Linked DNA regions of Mus musculus: region 2 is linked to region 1. Evidence: chromatin loops called from intact Hi-C (ENCODE). Cell type or tissue: heart. All regions are shown on one strand. Links, peaks and the distances in the headings refer to the core of each region. The heading gives the core; the rest is flanking DNA.

The links. Peaks named below come from ENCODE experiments on the same cell type or tissue, not always from the same donor. Only the 100,000 strongest peaks of a DNase experiment are listed, where the experiment ranks them.
Region 2: it touches region 1 in a loop (2.6-fold over the local background); 7 of 42 quality-filtered maps call a loop at or near these places.

What each region holds. Positions count from the first base shown.
Region 1 is chr1:22,800,450-22,812,115 of GRCm38, reverse strand. It overlaps Rims1 (regulating synaptic membrane exocytosis 1), which reads left to right and starts at 5,958. Exons shown (of 35, transcript NM_183018.4): 1 at 5,958-6,555. The coding sequence starts at 6,392. In heart, for the core only: no CTCF peak of the experiment used is centred there; a DNase peak (open chromatin) is centred at 6,185; H3K4me3 peaks cover 1,988 bases; H3K27ac peaks cover 1,065 bases; H3K27me3 peaks cover 1,706 bases.
Region 2 is chr1:23,135,182-23,146,847 of GRCm38, reverse strand. No RefSeq gene overlaps it. Among named protein-coding and RNA genes, the nearest start is that of Gm30442, 17 kb to the right of the region's middle. In heart, for the core only: a CTCF peak has its summit at 6,139 (motif pointing right); no DNase peak of the experiment used is centred there.

The DNA of each region.
Region 1 (11,666 bases), core at 2,108-10,107:
ATCATTATAAGTGATCGTCTATTCCAGGACAGAATTAGATAACATTTGGGGCTCAAACCACGTTCTAGGGAAAGAGTGTCTGGCCCAAACTTACTTTGAGATGTTTCTTTTTTAAATGAAATGTTACTATAATACAAATATAATAAAATAACATTAATTCTAGCAAAAACTCTGTTCTAATTTAGGTACCTATGTAGCCATCTATTCTTAGGAATTCTTATCTAAATCTTTTCCATTTACAGTGCTTTTAGGTTTGCAGGTAAATGAAATGTAATGATTTGTTTTCAAGTCACTTAATTGGCCCCACTCTTTAGAGAGAGATGAGCTAAATGTCAGGAGGACAGCACACGACTTGACTAGAGTGATTGACATTAAGATTTTGGCCTTCGGTCCTCTTAGCATAAAACCTCAGACGGCATTCTCCAATGAACTATACCAGGAAACTGTTAAAGGAATCTGCAATGAGACTATGCATATCACATAATATCAAAACCCGAAATTATTCAAGGCAAAACTAGGGATTGAAAAGGAATACAAAGTGGAGAAATTATTCCAAAACACTGCTGTTAAGCATTCCGAGTGTGATTAATGTGGAAGGTGATCAGCCTCAGAAGAGTACAGCAGAGGCCGTGAACTCTGGTGGCAAGACAGGAGACACATAAGGCAAGTAAGCAAGTGAAACAGAGAAGAATATTAATTGCAGAATGACCTTTCAGAAGAAAAGAGGACAACAGACCTTCCTGGTCCTAGGACAGAAACATCCCCACCTGTGGAATTCCTCATGCAATAAATGACAGCAGTGGAACTTTACCAATTTTAAGATTAAAATAGGTATTTGGCTGACTTTGAGCCCAAATCTGATATTCCATCTCAGCCAACTACTTTCAGGAACATCTCATGAAAGCCAACTGTTCCTTGAAGCCAGAAAGACTAGATTTTTGCAAATTCCTATGACTGTATATAGATAAAGTGACCATTTAATTTATCACAAACCAGGGCATATTTTGGTGAATGCTATTCATGCAAATGATGGTAAGAGGGGCACAAATTCCTGTTTTTTGAGAAGCTAGAGGGTGTTATCGTTTTTTACAAATGCCATTCTTATGTGACTGATTGCATTAGTGTTCATGGGAATGATGTCAGAGTACACATGAATAGAAGCAAGAAATCTAACTTCTTGGAGGAAATCCACCTGCCAGACAAGGCACATCTCAGTAGGTTTGGTAGATGTTTGAAAGTATTTTTATGCTTTAAAATTATTTAGAAATTAAAATTAAATATTTCTAATATATGTGCAGAATACTGAATCACAAGTGTGCTACCTATTTGTTCCCCAGAGAAGAGACTAACTTGCACGTTGCCCATTAATCTTGTGTGAGTTTGCATGCATATACCCACCTCTGGCTCTCAAGACAACCTTTGACATAAAAAAACATTTGGGGGCTGGAGAGATGGCTCAGCAGTTCACATCACTTGCTGCTCTTCCAGAGAACCTGAATTTAGTTCTCAGAACTCACACGGGGAAGCTCATACCCAGCTCCAGCTCCAGGGGATCCAACACAATTTTCTGGTCTCCAATGTTACAGACACACATATGTCATACACACGGACACACACACACACACACACACACACGTGTGTGTGTGTGTGTGTGTGTGTGTGTGTATGTATTTACATACTATATATATATATGTGTGTGTGTGTGTGTGTGTGTGTGTGTGTGTGTGTGTGTGTGTGTGTAAAAGATTTTAGATGCTGATAATAAGGATTTGGTACGCTTACAGCACATGTGCACCTCTCAAGTTCCACAAATTCTTCAGTCATAATCCATGGACCATTACTTACATCTCAGACCACCCTGATAATCATAATCTTCTCATGGCCATCTTCCCCATGTATAGCTCTTCATGTCTTTACATATAGCTTACTTTCCCTTGGATGTCTGTGGTCTTGTCTTTTATAAGGACACCTAATCCAAAATGATGGCATTTGAACTAATTCTGTGATGCACCTTTCCTAAGCAATGCTGCCATCTCAATTTCAATTGGCTTTCATTTGGAAAGCAATAATACTGACCATAGGCCTCAGATGCTAATGACGAGTTAAAACTGACTTGTGTCAGTGATTTTTTTTTTCTATGCTTCAGTTAAAACCTCAGTTGCTTGAACTAAATTAATAATGAACTTCAGTGCCCAATTTTAGAGTGTTTTTGAGAAGTGATGATTTTTAGATTTATCAATGGAAAGAGTAGATTTGAATGGTTTCAGGTTGTGTTCTAAAACAGTATTCATGCTGCCTTCAAGGAAATGTGATGCATGTTTTATAAATAGATAACTAAGGTTTTATTTATTTATTTTTATTAATATTGGTCAGATAAGGAGACTTATACCAGACATTCCATGCCCTTCTAATTAAAGGCTTCAGGTAACAGGGACTGAGTCAAGTTTTTCTTTAAACCTTGACTGAGGCATGCTTTCCCACCAGGAGATAACATAGCTCTATGGTTCAATGCATTTGGGAAAAGGCAGCCTTCTACACAGAGCAGCAAATGACTATACCTTAGCACTCTGTATTTGTTACTGCACATTGTGAATTTCTGGGAGAGAACGATTGTGCATATTTTCCTAAGTCCCTTGAGCATGGTTTAGTGGGGTGCCTCAAGGATCTATCTAGCTGCACTTTGGGGACACACAGCTTAACTGCTTGCTTGCATATCTAAAGATGGCAAAGTCCTGCTTTTCTGCATGTACATTTAAGAAACCTCTTCTTTTATGCTTTCCAATTTTGTTTTGATCCTCTCCATAGTGGATAAGAAAGGAGAAACCCCATGGGCTGGCAGTTACACACGCACACCATCATTTACTCACTTGCTATTTTCACACTCGTGTACCAGGCCTGGTAAGGTAGCTATGAACAGAAATGTATTTGAGCAGCAGGTTTCTTTATATTGATATTAAGATTATAGTGCAAGCATTCATTTCCCTCAAATAATTCTGACAAAATTGTTATGTAATAAAATGGATTCCCTCCCAAACTTCTGTTGAAATTTTAACTTCCAGTTCCATTAAATATAACTGTATTTTGGAGACAAGATTTTTTTTTTTGCATATTGTGTGTGTGTGTGTGTGTATGTTTTCATGCTGGCTCTCTCTCTGACCATGTCAGTCCTAGTTATTAAACTCAAGTTGTCAGGCCAGTTGTTGAGTCCCTTCACCTGCTGAGCTATCTCTCCAATCCCCCACAAGGTCTAGATTAAACAGATAAATATAATTAAATGTGTTTATAAGTGTCAGGTTTTAATCTAGTAGAACATATATTCTTTCCTGTGGAGGGAGAGACACAAAAAGACACAAATATACAGATGCCACCTTTAAGCCAAGAAGAAGAGCCTCAGAGGAAACAAACCTGTAGACATCTTCATCTTGAAATTCCAGCTTTCAAAACCTCCCAAATATAAATTCCCATTACATAAGCCACTCTACTAATGCTATTTTATTATAGCAACCAAAGTAAATTAAATCGCCATTATTAATTGTTTATTGAGTCCTTGCTGTTGAGAATTTTCCTCAGTCAGTTCCCATCTATACTGAGGCTCTGTTTGTATTTCAGAAGAATTTTAGGAGAACCAACTTGACTACAAACCTCCTAACAGCAAGGCCTTTGTCCCTGGTCTTTTCAAATGTCCAGTTTGACTCCACAAAAATGGGCATCTGGCAGAATGACTGAGCTGTCAATATTACAGCTTCCTTCAGTGTCCTAATAACAGAGATAAACATTTTACTTGGGGGGAGAGCTTGAAATTAAAAAAAGCATACAAAGTGTTTTTCCCCCAGATGACGACTTAATGTGCGTCTTATTTAATACTCACCATCCATCTGAGGTAAGAGCCTCTGCTCTATTTCACACAGATGCAAGGGATGTTATTTAGCCAGGGTCAAGATCGTCTTGAATAGAGCCAGAATTCCAACTCAGGTTCCTTCCTTCCTTCCTTCCTTCCTTCCTTCCTTCCTTCCTTCCTTCCTTCCTCCCTCCCTCCCTCCCTCCCTCCCTCCCTCCCTCCCTCCCTCCCTCCCTTCCTTCCTTCCTTCCTTCCTTCCTCTTTCCCTCCCCCCTCTTTCATCTTCTTAAATATGTGATCTGTGAAGAGAAGAAAGTATAATTTTTTTAATGATGAAAAGATGCTGATCAGAGTGTTCTATCAACTGCTTTAATTAGAGAAAAGAGAAAATCTGGCTAGATATCAGTACCTATGGGAAAAAAATCAGTGGAAATTTAGAGGACTGCACAGTTATTTCAGTGACAATCTCTTAAGTGACACAACTATAAAAATGTACAGTGTTGTATGGTATAAACATGATGATTACAAAGCCATAATAAATACTCACATACTGAAGATTGTTCTTGGTTATAACCCTCTTGATAGTTATTTTATAAGGGAGAGAAAGAGATGGGTGTGGAGGGGAAGTAGGGGGACTAGCTGTGTCCAAAGTGAGACAACAGGAATGGCCAGATATTGAACGTTACTAGATGATAAGTGGCTAGGTTTACTCTGGAGATGCCTGAAGCAGACATGGCAACTGTTTCAAATAATTCAAAAAAATTCTGCTTAGTGGAGAGATTGAGTCTTAAGGACCAAGTTACTACTGTAGGTAGTGAGCATTTAATTACTAAGAAGTTTCACATATATATCTCCACATAAAAACTGCATTTACTGGCAAAATCAATTGAACTGTAAGGTCTTTAAATGTGAAGCTTTTAGCATCGTATAACCCCCCCATCCTTGCCCCCCCCATGTTAACAAAGTTAAGGCTGAAGGGGGAAAATAGGTACTATCTTGCTTCTGGAACTACAGAAAGAATTCCCTGGAGAGAAAACCCATCCTATCTCGCATCATTGCTATGAGATCCTTACTGGGAAATGGCTCAATTTGAGCCAGTCTCTCTATTGATCCTTTTATAATTGCATTACCAAAATTCAGTCTCCAGGTTTCAAAGGCGATAATATTACGTATTTTGAAAGAATTGTCTATTAATTTTCCCCCCTTTATCACTGAGAGAAGCTCACCCTTTAATGCCTATCATCGTACCAGGCACTGAGCAGACGCTTTTAAATCCAATAGGATATGGGTGGGTGTTTTCCTTATCGTGCTATCGTGGTGTTGTTGGAGAAGTACCCACGGAGGCTGAGAAGTGAGTGCATGATGATAGCGAACATCACTGGAGGAATTAGAGTAGATAATCCATTTCCAAGCACCAGTGAAGTGCAGTTATGCAGTCTGATGGGGCTACCCAGTGCCCCAAATGGCAAATTAAAGAGTTACTGTGTGGTGGGGCATCTTGAGGGGAAAATGAGGATACATAGCAGAACAATTCTAGCGAGAACCCATCAAGAAAAAGATTGCATTGAAGGGTACAATGCTAATTCGGGTTGCTGGATGTGTGTATGTTGTGTGTGTGTGCACCAAAATTATCTAGGAACCCACACACAACTGTGGCTGTGCACACTTGCCGAGTAAAGCAGAAAGACATGGTGGCAGGAAGGGGAAAATAGACCTAGAGGGTGTACCATCCTGCTGTTCTAAACCCTGTGGGTGCTCTAAAAGCATCAATGATGAAGACTGTGGCGAGGATGAAGATGATTAAAGCAACCCATGGGAAAATAGGGCTGGGGAGGATGACATGGACCAGGACCTGGGAGAGGGAGGATGACTCAGGGTGAGGGGTACCTTGGGAGAGATCAGTGGAGTATGCACGTCGGCGAGCGTGGGGCGGGGGGAATGGCCAGGGCACGCGTGGCTCGGACCCGGGGAGTGGGTGGGTGGTGCCCGTGGGCGGAGCGGCTCCGGGACTGAGTGGCTGGCAGCTTATGTCTGCGAGAGCAGCAGCATCACCCGGGAGCGAAGCTCCGAGACTCCGCCTAACTGACACCCAAACTCTCCCTCTCCCTCCCGCAGCCCCAAACTGGAGGCAGCGGAGCCCGCGAGCAAGCAGCGTCGGGCGGCCCCGGCCCGGCCCCGCCCCCGGCCCGCCAGCCCAGCCCGCGCCCGGCCGCCGTGCTCCGGAGCTCAGCGCCAGCCCTCGCCCTCTCGCCGAGCCTCCGCCTGCCCGCCCCCGCCGGCCGAGGCTGGGCTGCGGGAGGCGGCCAGGCGGCCCCGAGCCTCGCCAGGGCGACCCAAACAAAGGCAGCATCCGGGCTCGGCGGGAGGCAGAGCATCATGAGAGACTGGGTCCTCGCTGTCCCCGGCTCCGCTGCTGCTGCCGCTGCCGCCGCCGCTGCCGCCGCCGGGAGGGCTTCGCTGTGAGCGTGGAAAGCAGGGGCGCAGCTGCGGGGCGTGAATCCGAAAGGTGAGAGCCAGAGCCAGCGAGCCGAGGGGGCGGGCAGGCCACGAAAAATGTCCTCGGCCGTGGGGCCCCGAGGTCCTCGCCCACCCACGGTGCCTCCCCCTATGCAAGAACTGCCCGACCTGAGCCACCTGACCGAGGAGGAGAGGAACATTATCATGGCAGTGATGGACCGGCAGAAGGAAGAGGAGGAAAAAGAAGAGGCCATGCTCAAGTAAGCACCCCCCAACCCCCCAGGGCACGCCATCCATCCCTCGGTGGTGCCTCCATCCATCCATTCACTACTCACTCACCAGGTCCTCTGGGTTGAGTGTGGGGGAGGGGCTGACGAGGGAGCAGGGGTGAGGGCAGAGGTGCCCACCTTGGGGCTAGGGGCCCCTCCTCGGGATTGAGCAGGGTAGAAGTCTGGGAGTCCGGAGAAAGGAGAGGACCCCACAAAGCCAAAAACCTAGGACCCCAGGAAGATGGCTTGAGCCAGGAGTGCCCAGGAGGACTGAGTGGACAGGGGGACCACCGTGGGGTGAGATATGCAGCGCCAAGTGAAGCTGATCCCACCCAATGGTAGGAGCTCTGGGCTGAGGGCAGATTAGGGACCAGGGCATGAGTGGAGAAAAGGGTGGAGGTAGAGATGGTGAGGGCAGCTCCTCCTTGGAGTTGTTGAGCACATCTGAGTTACAACAGTGAAGGGTGCTTGCTGGTATTTATATAATAAAAAGGCTTATTTTTAGTGTTTGTTTTGGTGCTCATTCATTTTACAATGCAAAGGTTGGGTCTTTTTTGGGCAGTTGCCATCTTTGGTAACCTGCATTCCCAGCTTCCCTTTAACCTTTGATTCTGAGGCTTCTACACAGAATAACTGTATGAAGACACATTTTCTTATCCGCATGCAAGGCCACTGGCAGTACAAAGTTTTTTTGGTAATGACAGCAGCTGATTGGTAACTCTGGCCTGAAATAAAATAAGGGTTTCTCATTACTGGCTTCTAAGAGACCTCTGGGGCCTTCCCATTTCCCAAAGGAAGCAGTCGGGGATTAAATATCTACACATGCCCTGTTTACAGAACCCATCAGCCCTTTAGGGGACCCGTGCCTGGTGCCCCCATTTTCCTGGGCATGAGGAGGGGATGGGGTTGACTATTGGTAGTGCAGGAGTCTGTGAGACTGTACTACCCTTTGCTTCAGAACTGCTTGCAAGGACTGCCATACATGCTGGCCTTGGCTTCTTAGCCTCTCCGGTGGCGTGAAGTAGAAGGGGATTTCAACTCTGTCTTCCCTTTAGTAAAGTTTTCCTCTCTGGGGTGGTGGAATGTAGACTCCCTGACTGGTACCAATGTCTTGGTATCCTCTGCTTATGCAGAAGGTGGATTTGGGGCAAGCAAATGACATGAAGAGCCAAAGGGAACCTGTTGCATCTAGAGTTAGCTGGTTGCAGGGAAGTCTAGAGAGGGAGCAGGGGGTGATACCAGGGCACAGGGCACACCCATCATGGCCTTTCTCAAACTCCCTAGAATGGCCTCCTGAAGGGAAGGTGCTGGCTGGGAAGGCATCTTCTTTTCTTCAGTGCAGCTGAGCCTAACAGGAGAGGCATAGGGAAAGCTGCAACCACAGACTGTGGGTCCTCTGAGCAAAAGCAACTGCTGTAGAGTAGGGAGGGCTATACTGAGGGAGAGATGTGGCTGTCAGGCCACAGCAAAATAGTAGGGGTTCAGTGATTCCTCCTCTTTCATTATAGACTCTGGGAAAATAAAAGGCTGTTAACTTAGAAGGCCAGAGCTAGCCTGGCTCTATAAGAGCTGCAGGTTTCTGAATTCCCTGCTCCTTCTCATCCAGGGGAAAACCAAAAAAAAAAAAAAAAAAAAAAAACCACAAAAAACCAAATACTTCAAGCCTGCCAGCTTGAGGGAGGCAGAACCCTCATTAATCTGCTTCCTGTCCCTAGTGAAAGAATGACACTGCCCCAACCCCATGCTGCAGGCTTCCCCTCTTCTGAGCCTGGAAGTAATGATGTCTTAATGGTGCTGCTGTCTGTCTGTCTGTCAGGTTGTTGGTCCATCTGTCCTCACTACTGCAGCCCCTGCCACCTGTCCTAGACACTGTATAATTGGCTAGCATTTGCAGATTCGCTGCTGTTCCTGTTGGTGCTTGCTGCAGACAGCAGGTAGATGGAGGCCTCCAGCAGCTAATGATAAATATGGGCTGCTCCTGAGAGTCCAGATAGGAAGGGGGTCACAGTACAAGCAGTGGCATAATGCCTCTTCGTTGGCTGTTGGAAGCATTGTAGAGGGTGAAGGTTTTAAGTTGGAGTGGATGAGTTTAGGGCAGAATCGCAAACCTGCTGACCACCTAGGGTCAATGATAATACTATATGGGTTTACATGGACAAGCACATTAAAAGCTCTGCCCAACTGCTCGTGTCTGGCATATCCCTGTCACTGCTTTCCATGGACTTGTAAATACTATTCCTTTATGGCACGATTTCACAGAATATCTCAGCGTGTACTGCTGTTATACAACAGCTCTCAATAACCCTGGACCTCTGCATCAACTTTATCAATGGCCTCCTCTGCTAAAGTCCTGGCCTCCTGTGCAGTGGTGGGTTGGCAAGTGTTTTGGAACGCTGATGCTCTTCTCTGTAAGCCTGTCATGGTGTCTGCAATTAGTGAGGCACTGCTACACTTATTTTTTTTTTTTCACAGAAGGAATTTTATGTCTTGGAAACTGGGGATCATAGGGGCCATTCAAATGACACATGTGTAAGGGGCCTTTGATGACATCTAGACATGGGTGGCAGCCTTTTCTAAACTTGCCAAGAAAAATGACCAGGAAAAAAAATAATGCTTTTCATAGGCCTTTGCTTAAAAGAAAAGTTTTTGTGGTAATACTTGATCCATCATATCACATATCTGAGAAATTTCTTTTACAAAAGACCCAAACCAAACTGAAGTACTGGGGACAGAGAAATTGGATTTAAAATATGTTTTTGTGATAAATGCAATACCTTTGCCTTGCACTGCCTACTGTGTGTGAATTCTTCTCCACAAGATAGAACAGCAAACATTCATAGAGAGAATGAAAAAGTAGATGGATATTATATGTAGTACCGTCTAACAAATACAAATCAGAATATATTTGTATAGTTAGCCTTGACTTCAAGTTACTGCTGAAATCTAAATTCGATAATGACATTAAATAGGTTTAAATAGGGAAAAATCATTTTACTTCCAGTTCAAGAATTTAAAAATGTTACATGAAGTTGGGAGTATTTTATCCTCATGGTCACATTAGTTTTGTAAAAATCTACTAATTTTAAGTAATATTGTTTATAATTAGAAAAAAATGGCTCTCAAGAATTATATTTTATGATTGACGTAACTGTTTGTAAAATGGGTCTTAATTTTTGGTTGTGTGTGTGTGTGTGTGTGTGTGTGTAGTGTGTCCTGGAACTTTTTTGAAACTCCACTTTTTCAATGAATGTTCCTTCAAGTACCTGTCACCAGGCATCATGGGTCAATATATTACAAAGACAGAAAACTTGTTATCTGAGCCCTAAATCAGGGAAGATCTCATTAGAGGTACAAATCTTATTCTGTTTCTTAAATAAAAGCTTCAAAGAGAAAAGAGTTCCAGAATAGGAAGAGAAGAGAAAGGGAAAACAGTAAGCAGAGATTGAGGGGATGGCTCAATGATGGGAATTAACAATCCATATTGAAATGGTTACTAAAATTGGCTAACACTTATTGAATATTTACTGCAGTCCAGTAGTTACTTTAATTGGTTACAGGAATTTAAAAATATTACATGAAGTTGTAAGTATTTTATCCTCATGGTCACATTAGTTTTGGAAAAAAAACTACTAATTTTAAGTAACATTGTTTACAATTAGAAAAAAAAAATTGGCTGGGTGAAATGTGTTGACTTAGACTGTGTGCTTGAATCCACTCAGTATCCTGTGCAGAAGATTTGGCAGGTGTGGCAAGTCTCAAGTCGTTAGTCTATCCTGAGGGTTTCAGGGATACTCTACATTGAGTCACATCCATGGCTCAACAAGGCTTCAACCCAGACTTTCACAACAAATGCAGCCACTTCCCCAAGCACTACACTTTCTCTCAACCAAGAAGAAACTTCTAACATTTATCCTTTCCTTACATGAGTTTCTGGTCTCTCTTTCAACTCAATCAAGTGGTTTGACAGATTAAGCTAACAGAGAAAATCAGCTGCTGGTCGTAATGGAGCAGGGCTGAGTTCACTTCTGGTGGTGCACAGAACCTTCCTGTGGATTGAGGGGAAGGGAATGTCCTTCAATTTAAAGATAATGAAAACTGTATTAGTACAATGCAAAGACATTTGCAACTGGGCATCTTTTTATATTTGATTTCTTCCACTTCCTGTATGAACATGGGTTACAAAATTCTTAGATTTTGTAGGGTTTCTTACTCATTCCATATTCTGCCCCTCAAGATGTGACTTGGTTACAAAGACAACTTTGGGCATCTCTGCCTTTTTGCTGGGGGGTGGTACTGTGGCCTTGGTTTTCAAACATCTGTCAATATAACCTGCTTGGGGAGAAAAGATGAAGTAGAAGTCTCTATTACTTTAGTTTTCCTCTGTGTGCACACATATCATGTTGTACTTCGAAATGTGTTGAAAGGGCTTGTTTTCCAGAAGCAACAGTTTGCCAAGCAGAAAAAGAATGAACTAGGGAGACTTAAGGAGGAGGTGATTGTAATGTAGGTGTATTTCTATTGGCCCACACGTTAGGCCAGGTATGTGCTACACTATTGTTCAAGCAAGGATGGATGAGAAGAAAAGGGGGAAAGGTGGATAGTGAAGAGAGATAGTGGCTGAGATGTAAACAGGGTCTTTGAATTCAAGATGTCCTATTGGGCAGAAGAGACTGTAGGAGAGAGCACACTTGCTGCCTTTAGTCCCGCTCCACACTGGTAGTAAGTGGGCTTTGACTCAGAGAAAGCTAACCCTGTGCTGTGTAGGAATCTCACTCTCAAAAAAACCTGTCTTAACAAATGTACAGACACACTGTGGAAGTTCTCAAACATTCATGGGAGAAAATATAGAAAAGAGAAGATTTTTTAAAAAGTGAAGAAAACACAGTGGTGTCAGAAATAATGGGAAGGTACAAAGCCATTGTTTTTTTGGTTGTCCCAAAGTGATGTATTTTTAACTTGTGTGTATGCTTTCTCAATAAGACACTACCGTTTATGTATTTACATTACCATATTTGAGGTTCGCTATGCTTTGCAAATGGGTGTGATCCTTGGGCTGCTGCCAACCTGAGTAATAGAAACACAACCTCTCCTGAAGGTTATTT
Region 2 (11,666 bases), core at 1,619-9,618, 340 kb before region 1:
TAATGTGTTACAATTAAGCAATATTTGACTTCAAGTGAGACAGCAGGGATGGATCTTTTATGCTTATTTGAGTCGATATATATTTGGCACAATTCCTAAAAAAATTTGGCTAGAAACAAAAACCTACAAAGAGGCCTATGTTTAAATGCCATGGTTGTGACATAAACTGACAAATGCCAGGCCCTTCTGTCTGTCACTCTCCCAAGCAAAACAGGAACCCACCCAAGGGAAGAGTGACGTGTCCACAGGAACACACAATTTTCTGGCTTTTGTCATGATGTCACACATTGTGTTTCTTTTAAGATAGGCTTTTTACTGTTTTATACAAACCCCTCACAGAGACAGGAACAGGTGACAAGCGGGTTAGAAAATAAAAATAAAGACAGTGATGAAATTTTAAAAACATATCCCCTGATCAATCACACTATGTGGCATAAGACCTGTCAGCGAGGGCAGAATGCTAATGTGTGAGAGCCAGCCGTGGAGGGGAGTGGAAAACCTTAACTGTTAATTGGCTTTGATCTGGTAGAAACCAAAGCTAGATTTGTGCCACTGAGTCCTATTTCAGTACCATTTGTGGCTGATAAAAGAATAAGAGACAGGCAGTAAGAGATTGGAAAGGAAAAGCTAGTAGTAAGTAGTGCAAGATACTCTGGCTATTTTAAGTCCCGTGTTTGTTCACAGTGTTTGAATAACTGTCAGAGTTGAGTAGCTGTGTTATTGACCATGGAAGGATCTCCTCCTTCACTGAAGAGCTCTTTGGGTTTGATTACTTTGAGACCCACTGTCCAACACTGAGCGCTGCTTACACAGTAAGGCCTGGGGCCCAGTACATATCTGAATGAGGATTCCCCCTCAGTTCTATCTATCAGTGAATCACTTAGGCCTGTGATCTATGGGTTTCAGTAAGACACAACACTCATGATTATAACACAGGACTGTCTATAACAGTCATAAGCAACAGAATGACTTTATAAGAACTTTAGGTATCTGAAGGCAGAGGCAGATGGGTCGCATTTGATCTCTCTCTCTCTCTCTCTCTCTCTCTCTCTCTCTCTCTCTCTCTCAGTTCTGTGTTTAAGTTCATATGTTTTCCATTTCGGCAGAGACTTTTCTCCTACCTATTGGCAAACGCAGTGGTTAGCAGTTCAGGATTACGTCTTAACAGCTTAACGCCAGCATTAAGAGTCTGTCTAAAAGCCCCAGAAGAAAGTTTCATTTATCCTTCTTGAACCAGTCACCACTGTTCAGATAGTGGGAAGACTGATTGCTCAGACTGTGTCCAGGTCTGACTCAGGAATGAAGTTTGGCCTGGGCAGAATGCAGACCTGTATTAAATCCACAGAAACAATAGGTTGAGTGTAAAGGCCTAGAATGTTTATGGGAAATGATCACCACAGCCATCCAGACTTACCGTCTCCTGTATAACCCACCCTCTTTATTACCAAGATGCCTCCAGACCCACAAGGGAAAGTACCCGTATATAAATAGTTAAATCTGAATGCAGTTAGAAAGCTTAAGCAATATCTTCAAAGCACAAACATCTTATTTAAAACATTCTCTGAAAAAAAAATATATATATATATACACAACATACATATATAAACCTACACTGTTTGCACAAGTGTTAAAAATTAAGGGCTAGTTTCTGGTGTTCAAATTTTAAAACTTTTTATTTAGAAAAGTTAGCAGAGCATGGTGCTTTCTGAGCAGACCACCTGGGCCACAGATTCAGTACATCATGGTGAGTGTCCAGACACAGGTAATAGATTGATACAACATCTTAACGGATGAGCATAAGGATCTGTAGGTGTTCACCCAGCTAAAACAGGCAGCCACACAATAAGTTGAATAGGGAACATTTAAACAACAGCAACAAACAAACAACAACAACAAACAAAAAAAAAAAGAAAATTTACAAGGTCTAAAGGTGGGAAGCACAGTACAGGGAGCAGTTACTGCACTAGGACTTAGCTAGAAAGCACACGGGGGTGTGCTCTCCAAGCTTCTTTGGGAAGCTTTCATGACCTGGCTCATTGGGTAGCAGAAAGTCCCCATGTTGTTACACAACTGAACTTGCTGGTGACACACCTATTATAGAGAACCAAGGGGAGTTGTTTATAGAAGTCTCTCTTGTGTAGTAGTTTCATGAATTTGAAATATTCGATCTTCCTTAAATAGGAAAGTACTCAAAATAGCTTAAGGAAGTTCCTGAAACTGACAAGATTCACTAGGCCCCTTCCTGTTCTAATAAGTAATAAAAGCCAAAAGTGTCTCTCAGAAAAGACAAGTTGAAAAGAAGATTCTGGAGCTGGGTGTGGTGGCGCAAGCCTTTAATCCCAGCACTCGGGAGGCAGAGGCAGACAGATTTCTGAGTTCGAGGCCAGCCTGGTCTACAAAGTGAGTTCCAGGACAGCCAGGGCTATACAGAGAAACCCTGTCTCGAAAAACAAAACAAAACAAAACAAAACAAAACAAAACAAAACAAAACAAAACAAAACAAGAAGAAGAAGACTCTGAAACCACACAAACTGCCTGAAAGACGCAGAAACCAGCCTGGGTTAGGCTAGACCATCTGAGGGCATCTGGAAGGGATAGTTTCTAACCTGCTTAACTGCCTGCAGGCAGTGTGGTATGTGCCAGGTCTCCCAGCTTTTGAGAGCTGATACATGCTGGGGTGGGCTTTGGTGATGCAGAGGTCTTTGAGTCATTCCTGCCCCTGTAGGTAACCCCTCACACATACTCCTGTAATCAATACAAATAAAACTCTGGTTCACCAAGCTGGACGTTGGTGGTATCTACATTCTGTTCTATTGTGAGCTCCCTGATTGGGGTGAATTGACCTGTGTGTTGCATCTCCCCAGGGAAAGTTTTCCCACACAGCTGTTTTACAGGAGGGACTCCACAACAAAAGCACATACCAGGGAAAGTGAGCCTTTTAGTATTACTGCCTCTCAGCCTTCCTGGAACTGTCATGGCTGATGTCAGGAATGCTAAAGGAATTAGAGGAGTTCTGCCACAAATAATCTGGAGGGATGGGAGGAGTGCTAGAATGAGCCACTGCCCGAGCACTTCTAAAGGCTACACACAGCAGAAACTAGACATAGTACCACAAGCACTTCAGCAGGTAGGTTCTGGAGAATGTGGCGATGCAACAGGAAGCTGCTGCGTGTGGGACTTGTGATCAGCAGACACAATCCTATACTCTTGCTACCTGTCTCCAACATCTCGTACCCATAGAGCTTCAGAGCTGAGAAACATATTTAAAAAGCCCTAAGTTCCATGGCTACTAAATCCAGCTGCATATGTAGCAGAGGATGACCTTATCTGGCATCAAGGGAGGGGAGGCCCTTGGTCCTGTGAAGTATTGATGCCCCAGCATAGGGGAATGTTAGGGCAATGAGGCAGGAGTGAGTGGGTGGGTGAGCATCCTCATAGAAGTAGAGGGGAGTGGGAATGGGATAGGGGGTTTGCAGAGGGGAAATTGATAAGGAGAATAACCTTTGAAATGTAAAATAGTAAAATAACTAATTGTCTTAGTCAGGGTTTCTATTCCTGCACAAACATCATGACCAAGAAGCAAGTTGGGGAGGAAAGGGTTTATTCAGCTTACACTTCCACATTGCTGTTCATCACCAAAGGAAGTCAGGACTGGAACTCAAGCAGGTCAGGAAGCAGGAACTGATGCAGAGGCCATGGAGGAATGTTTCTTACTGGCTTGCTTGCTCTGGCTTGCTCAGCCTGCTCTCTTATAGAACCAAGACTACCAGCCCAGAGATGGTCCCACCCACAAGGGGCCTTTCCCCCTTGACCACTAATTGAGAAAATGCCTTACAGCTGGGTCTCATGGAGGCATTTCCTCAACTGAAGCTCCTTTTTCTGTGATAACTCCAGCTGTGTCAAGTTGACACAAAACTAGCCAGTACACTAATTTAAAAAAAAAAAAAGTCCTAGGTCCATTTTCACACAGCAAAACAAAACAACAAAAAAAAACAAAACAAAACAAAACAACAAAACAAGGTGAACTTGGAACTGAGACTCACTCTACATGTGATAGGATAAAAGCATCGCATGTTTATGATCACATCTCATATGTTTATGATTGCATCGCATAAGTTTACTTTGGTGCTGTGCGTGCAATCACCTTGTTCATTGCCATGGCTTGTTTATTTATTTAGTTTTGAGTTTTCTCTTTGGGTAGCAATAAACATATAGCTCCATTTCGTAGGTGATGGGCTATGCCCTGCTGTTGTAAACATCACTGGATCAGCTAGCTATAAGGGAAGAAAGTAAATGATTTATATTATTTATTTATAAATATTTATATTATTATTATTATTATAGAGTGAATTTCAGAAGTATGAATAAGTTTCAGTCATTAGAAGCAATCCAAGAGTTATTTTACCTGTTACAATTCAAGAGGTTGACTTGGGTTTGCCGAGTTCACTGGGCAAGCATGCAGACCTAGTGTGAATCTCCTCATATATGCCTCACATGGCTCCTGTGTCATTAACCCCTGTGCTGAGGTTGAGGGAAGATGGAGACAGACAGACACAACACAAAGGGTTCAGCTTGAAACTTCTGTTTCCAAACCAAACCAAACCAAACAAAACAAAACAAAACAAAAAACAGCTAAGAGCTAATGCATAGAAAAGCAAAAGTGGGTACTTCATCCAAGGTCCCTCCCTTTGAGTCCTGAGAGTTTCTCACTTGCCAGGTTTCTGGTACATTTTAGAGGGTCTCCCTGCCTCTGAAGATGGGGAACTTGTAGAGTTTACCTCCAGTGGAGGCACAGGACATCAAGTGGAGGGATGCTCTGACCCAAGATTGTTCCTGTCTGAAGGAACTGTGGGGACAAAATGGAAAAGAGCATGAGAGAAAGGAGGTCCAACGACAGGTCCAAATGGGAATCCAACTCAAGGGGAGGTCCAGACCCCTGACACCATTACTGAAGCTGGGGTGTGCTTTCAGACAGGAGCCTAGCATGGCTGCCCTCTGAGAGTCCCAACAAACAGCTGAAAGAGTCAGATGCAGATACTAGCACCCAACCAATGGACAGAAGCTGGGGACCCCCGAGATTGAATTAGGGAAAGGCTGGAAGAAGCTGAGGAGGAGCGTGACCTCACAGGAAGACCAGCAGTCTCAACCCCCGAGATCTCTCAGACACTGAACCCCAAACCAGGCAACATACACCAGCTGATACGAGGCCTCGGCACATATACAGCAGAGGACACATGGTCAGGCCTCAGTGAGAGTAGATGCACCTAGGGAAGCCTGATGGGGTGGGGGTGGAGGGTTGAGGACATCCTCTTGGAGATGGGTGGGGGGAGCTATGGGATGGGGAATGGTTGGGGTAGGGGCAGACTGGGAGGGGACTAAAGTCTGGACTGTAAAAAAGGATTAAAGAATAAAAAAATAAATAAGTTTTTATAAAAATAAAAGAAAAGTGGGCTTTGCTCCCTTTAAGAATAGTCCACTCGTGCATCACGGTTCCTTCCTTCAGAGAAGCAATGATAATGAAATATTGATCCCACGGGATTCTTGAATTACTAAGTAGCTTATGGCGTGCTTTACATGTTAATTGGCAATAGGCTTACTCTAATTACAATACATTGATTAAAATAGTAATGGATTTTTGGCTGTTTTCAATAAGAGATATATTAAATATGTTTTGAAATGACTACTCATTCTCATAAAATAAAATAGAGGTTTAGGTTACGTTTCTTACATTATAGTTTTGCCTCTTCTTAAATTGTAATATAAAACCAAGTTATTATTTATATTCTCCATGAAAAGGCTCATTGTAAGTAGAAATGTTAATGTTCTCAGTACTAAATATAAGTTCTATAAATTCTTCAATATGTGTATCTACCTGGGCATTTTATTTCTTTCTATTAAAGAAGGTTTCTTCTTCTTCTTCTTCTTCTTCTTCTTCTTCTTCTTCTTCTTCTTCTTCTTCTTCTTCTTCTTCTTCTTCTTCCTCCTCCTCCTCCTCCTCCTCCTCCTCCTCCTCCTCCTCCTCCTCCTCCTCCTCCTCCTCCTCCTTCTTCTTCTTCTTCTTCTTCATAGACGGATAGATGGGACTGGGAATTATTACTTTGGCCACCAGATGGAGCCAGTATTATTTGAGAAATAAGGATACTAATAGTTTTCACATTTTTCCATTGTCTACTAATCCAGGAGTTTTATATTTGATTCTAAGACTGGTGAAGGATTACAGAATTAGAGCTTATAAATGGAATATATTCTCATCAATTGAAAGCTTTTTCCAACATTTCCTACAGTGAATAATCTAAATTTCTTAGGTGTAAACTGAAGGCATTATTTAAGATGACCTGAAGTGGAATGTTATAACACAGGCTGGGAATGTTGTGTTGGTGCCATTCAAATGTCATTGTGCCACCTAGAAAGCATTGTTTGGCATTCCATCTTTCATAATCAGAGAGGTTGATGGTGTTGTTATATAAAAGAATTTAATTTAGGAATAAGAAGTATTGAGACATCAAGATGAGGTTCAAAAACCTTTTGAATGGTATCTGTTTTGAAAACCTTACTGGACAGAGAAATGTTGAGCACTATTGAGAGACTGTGAATTTATGTTCCTGAGAAGAGAGTCTGAGGCTTCATTAAGGTCTGAGGTTAACCTCCACCAAGCAGACCTTGAAGTTTTCACAAATGCTAAAGTTACTTGCAAACATCTGAATGCATAAAAACTGTAATTCAGTCAAATACAACTTTTAAACATGTGATATTCAGGACAACTTTTACTACATAGAAGAAAGAAGGCCCACATATATAGTACATACATGCATGTAGTGCATGCATGTATCTATCTTATATTGCCTTCAGTTATGCCTCTGTTTTTACTTCCCACCTTTTAAAATAATCAATATGTCTTCCAAAAGTTGATTTGTGCACGCATCCCCATGTATATGCACATGTGTGTGCATGTGCATGCACCTTTATATGTTGTATATGCATCTGAGTATGTATTTCATGTTCTATCCACATACTCTGGTCACATGAACACTGATTTACAATCTAAACATGGTGTTACTGGTGAAAGGGCTATTGATGCTGAAAGAAGACATACCCACAGAGTAGCAGGAAGTGGTTAGTTTAAAACAAGACTGAGGCACCATCTTCAGAAGACTGTGAGTGATGGTGGCCAGGTGCTGAGGAGCTCAGCAACCTTTCAGAGCGTGGAATGCCAGGGAGTAGAATTCACACAATTAGTCTAAGCCTGTAGTGTGATAATGGATTTGACAAAATGATTTCATGGATAAGAGAGAGGCCAGAAGGGAAGCTGTAGGTAACAATGGGAGAAGTCGAGTGTTTGATGTCTGAGCTTAATGGGCAGAGTTTTGAAGCAGCATGCAGTTCCTAGGTGACTATCAATTATAATATAAAAATAGAGGCTTGCGGTTGCTAGGATTATATCTAAATAGAATTGTGCATTGATTGAGTTAATGGAATATAAATTCCATTTAGGGAGCCCATTCTATGAGTGTGAAATTGGGGCATGAGAAAGAATGAGAAAGAAAGAAAAAAAAAAGACAAAGAAGAAGCAGAAGTAAAGCCAGTGGCTGAGAATATTTGACTCCAGAGTGAAACCAAGTTCTTAGTCAACACTGCCTTTCCTAAACTCTCTGTATTCCATTCTCAGTGTCTTCTCCTCCTCTCCATCTCCCGGATATCATTGTGACAAGTTCTTAGGGACGCTATCCAATCGCAGGCTATTTTTTTGCAGGAGGTACTTGAGTACCATTAAACAACAGAGAGTAATTCAGGGGAGATAGGAAGTAGGAGATGGGAATGCTTCCATGTCTTCTTGCTAAGTCTTCTGGGGAGGCATGGCGAGTACTATCACTTTCAGGACACTTGCTCACTAAGTGGCTTGCAGAGCTTGGCTCTTCACTGGCAGGGATCCTTCACAATGACGTAGGAATGGAAGCACAAACTAGGAGTCTGTCTGTCCACTACAGCTTCTTAAGGATAAAATCAGATTGTACAATATGGTTCAGGGAGGGGTGCTGGCAGTGTGATACCCCAGCAACGGCATACATGAAGGGAGTATGTGAGCTGGCTCAGAGAGGCTTCCTGAAGGAAAGCCTTAGTCTTTAAGAAATATGGAAAAATCTTCGCTCTTTTCTATACTTACTATTCTTAGGTTTGGTCTTTTCACTGTGCCCTAGATTTCATGTATGTTTTGAGTTAGGAGATACACACGTAGCAGAGGATGGCCTTATATAACATCAATGGGAGGGGAGGGAGGCTTGCTGCTCCAGTTTAGGGGCATGCTAGAGGGTGAGGTGGGAGTGGGTAAATGGGCAGAGGAGCACATTCATAGAGGCAAAGGGGGAAGGGGAGAAGGAAGCAGATGATGGGGTTGAGGGGTTTGTGGAGGGGTAACAAGGAAGGGGGATATCATTTGAAATGTAAATGAGTAAAATGATTAATAAAGAAATAAAATTAAAAAAAGAAATATGGAAAAAAAACTTGTGATATCATTTTGGAAACAGGAGATTTTATTTAGGATCTTTAAAAAAAAATGGATATATTTTCCACTTCCCAAAGTGGTCATGATCAGTAGTCCATTCAATATGAATGTCCCCGGAACCCATTTGGGTTTCTGTGCTCTCACAGGGCACCGAGTTGACTCCACACCCGAGATCTACATGATAGAGAACTCAGAATGAGCAAAGCGCATCGTGTAGCTGAGAACTTAAGCTGTGTTTGACCAGCTTGTTAATTTTATTAGACTAGAAAGAAGTAAGAGACCAACTCATGACAGAAAAGTCATTATAAAGGGTAAAAGTGGAACAGAGAAAAGGAAAGTATATGTACTTTGTTTCGCTGTTTTGATTAGTAGCAAGAGTATCCATCTCTCTCTCTGTATCTACACATACACTCATACATACATATATACTTACATATACCCACATATATATGTAGTCATAATGGTTTTGTTAGGAATTTATAATCATGTAGGTGATGTGTTTGTTTTGTGTGGCTGAACCAAATAGACTTTGGAAATGCAAGAAGTAACTCTGGCTTTTTGTTATGTTTATGGTTATGTTATGTTATGTTATGTTATGTTATGTTATGTTATGTTATGTTTAGGTGTTTTGAACTGCTAGGCCAATAGTTGTCTCACACTGGTCAGTAGAGGTGGTTTGCACAATTACTAAATAGAAAAGCAATATCCCTGGTAGTATTAAGGCGAGGATTTACCTAACAAGACACACAGGAGTCAACAATGGAGCAAGCACTGTGTCTTGTCTTCTAGGAGGGGAAACTTCAGGGGCACTTTTTTTTTTTTTTCAAGACAGTGTTTCTCTGTATAGCCCTGGCTGTCCTGTAACTCAACTCTGTGGACCAGGCTGGCCTCAAACTAAAAAATCCTCCTGTCTCTGCCTCCCAAGTGCTGGGATTAAATGCGTGCACCACCATTGCCCAGCTCAGGGGTACTTTTAATAACATGATTATAACAAAGCATATTTGAGCTTTTGAAAACTTAATAGGCCAGGTCTATATAGCAGGCTGAGTTAAACATGCTAAGGTTTGAACAGTACACTGAGGGAAGATTCCCTGTTGTAAGAAACCAAGAAAAAAAGGGCCGGGTGTGGTGGGGCACGCCTATAATCCTAGCACTTGGGAGGCAGAGGCAGGTGAATTTCTTAGTTCGAGGCCAACCTGGTCTACAGAGTGAGTTCCAGGACAGCCAGGGCTACACAGAGAAATTCTGTCTTGAAAAAAACAAAAACAAAAACAAACAAACAAAGAAACAAAAAGAGAAAAAGCATGAAATTTAAAACTCACAGAGACTTAATATAAGTCTGGCTAAAAAAAGAAAAAGAATTCTCGGTTGTTTTTGGTGGTTAGCTTCTTGAGTTCTTCATATATTTTGGATATTAGCCCTCTATCGGATATGGGGTTAGTGAAGATTTTTTTTCCCAATCTGTAGATCGCCGATTTGTATTATTGACTATGTCCTTTGCTTACAGAAGCTTTTCAGTTTCATGAGGTCACATTTATCAATTCTTGATCTTAGAGCATGAGCCATCAGAGTTCTGTTCATAGCAGCCTTATTTGTGATAGCCAGAAACTGGAAACAACCCAGATGTTCCACAACTGAAGAATGGATACAGGAAATGGGGTGCATTTACACAATGGAATACTACTCAGCTATTAAGAACAAGGGCATCCTGAATTTTGCAGGCAAATGAATGGAACTAGAAAATATCATCCTGAGTGGGGTAACTCAGATCCAAAAGGTCATGCATGGTATGTACTCACTAATAAGTGGATATTAGCCCCCCGAAAAAGTACAGAATACCCAAGATACAGTCCACAGTACTCAAAAAGGTCAACAAGCTGAAGGGCCCAAGTGAGGACACCTCAGTCCCACTTGGGAGGGAGAAGAAAGCAATCACTAATGTGAGGGAAGGAGGGACCTGAGAGGGAACATAGATTGCGGTTGGAGGGGAGAGGGGAACCTGATCTGGTATGGGATGAGGGAAAAGGACCGAAGCCCTGAGGGCCAGCAGAAAGAATGGAAACAGGCAACCTCAAGAGGTAGGAGGTTGGGGGGACCCTCCAGGATACACCAGAGGCCTGGGATATCAGAGACTACTAGGACTCAAAGGGACAGGCCTTAGATAAAATGCCTGACAGTAGGAAGAGGGAATTTATAGAGCCCACCTCCAGCAGGAAGACAGGGCGTCAAATGAGGGAGAGGGGGGCCATCCCACAGTCAAAACTCTCACCCATAATTATTCCTGTCTGAAAGAACTACAGGGATGGAAATGGAGAGAAGCCTGAGGAAAAGAAGGTCCAGCAACAGGCCCAAAGTGGGATCCAGCTCAAGGGGAGGCCTCAAGTCCTGACATTATTACCGAGGCTATGGAACGCTCACAAAAAGGGACCTAGCGTGACCGCACTCTGGAAGACCCAACAAGCAGCTTAAAGAGTTAGATGCAGATATTTGCACCCAACCAATGGACAAAAAGCTGCTGACCCCTGTGGTTAAATTATGGAAAGTCTGAAAAAATATGAGGAGGAGGGTCACCCTGTAAGAGGACCAGAAGTCTCAATTAATCTGGACCCCTGAGATCTCTCAAACACTACCAACCAGGCAGCATACACCAGCTGATATGAGGTCTACAGCGTATATACAGCAGAGGATTTCCAGGACTGGGTTCAGTCAGAGAAGATGCACCTAACCCTCTAGAGACTGGCGGCCTCAGGGAGTTTAGAGGTCAGGTGGAGTGGGGGTGGGGGTTGGGCATGGGGACATCCTCATGGAGACAGAAGGTGTGGAGGAAGTATGGGATGTGGAACAGTTGGAGGATGGTTGGGGCGGGGGGGGGTGGGGGGAGAATAAAATCTGGAGTGTAAAAAAAAATCAATCAATCAACCAATAAATTTTTTAAAAGAAAAAGAATAAAAAAGAAAAGAAAAAATAAATAGCAGATTGGAAGTTCATATCCCTTTCACTTTGGAAGAGGCATTGAGATTTCTTACCCTAGGCTGATAGTTGGTTGCCAAATCTTGGAGCATCCCACCATGGAGGTGGGAAAGCAGGTTAGGTCAAAAGTGTCAAACAAAATAATGAGAGAAATAGTAAATATAAAGACATATAGAGTAAAGCAAATCTAGGATTT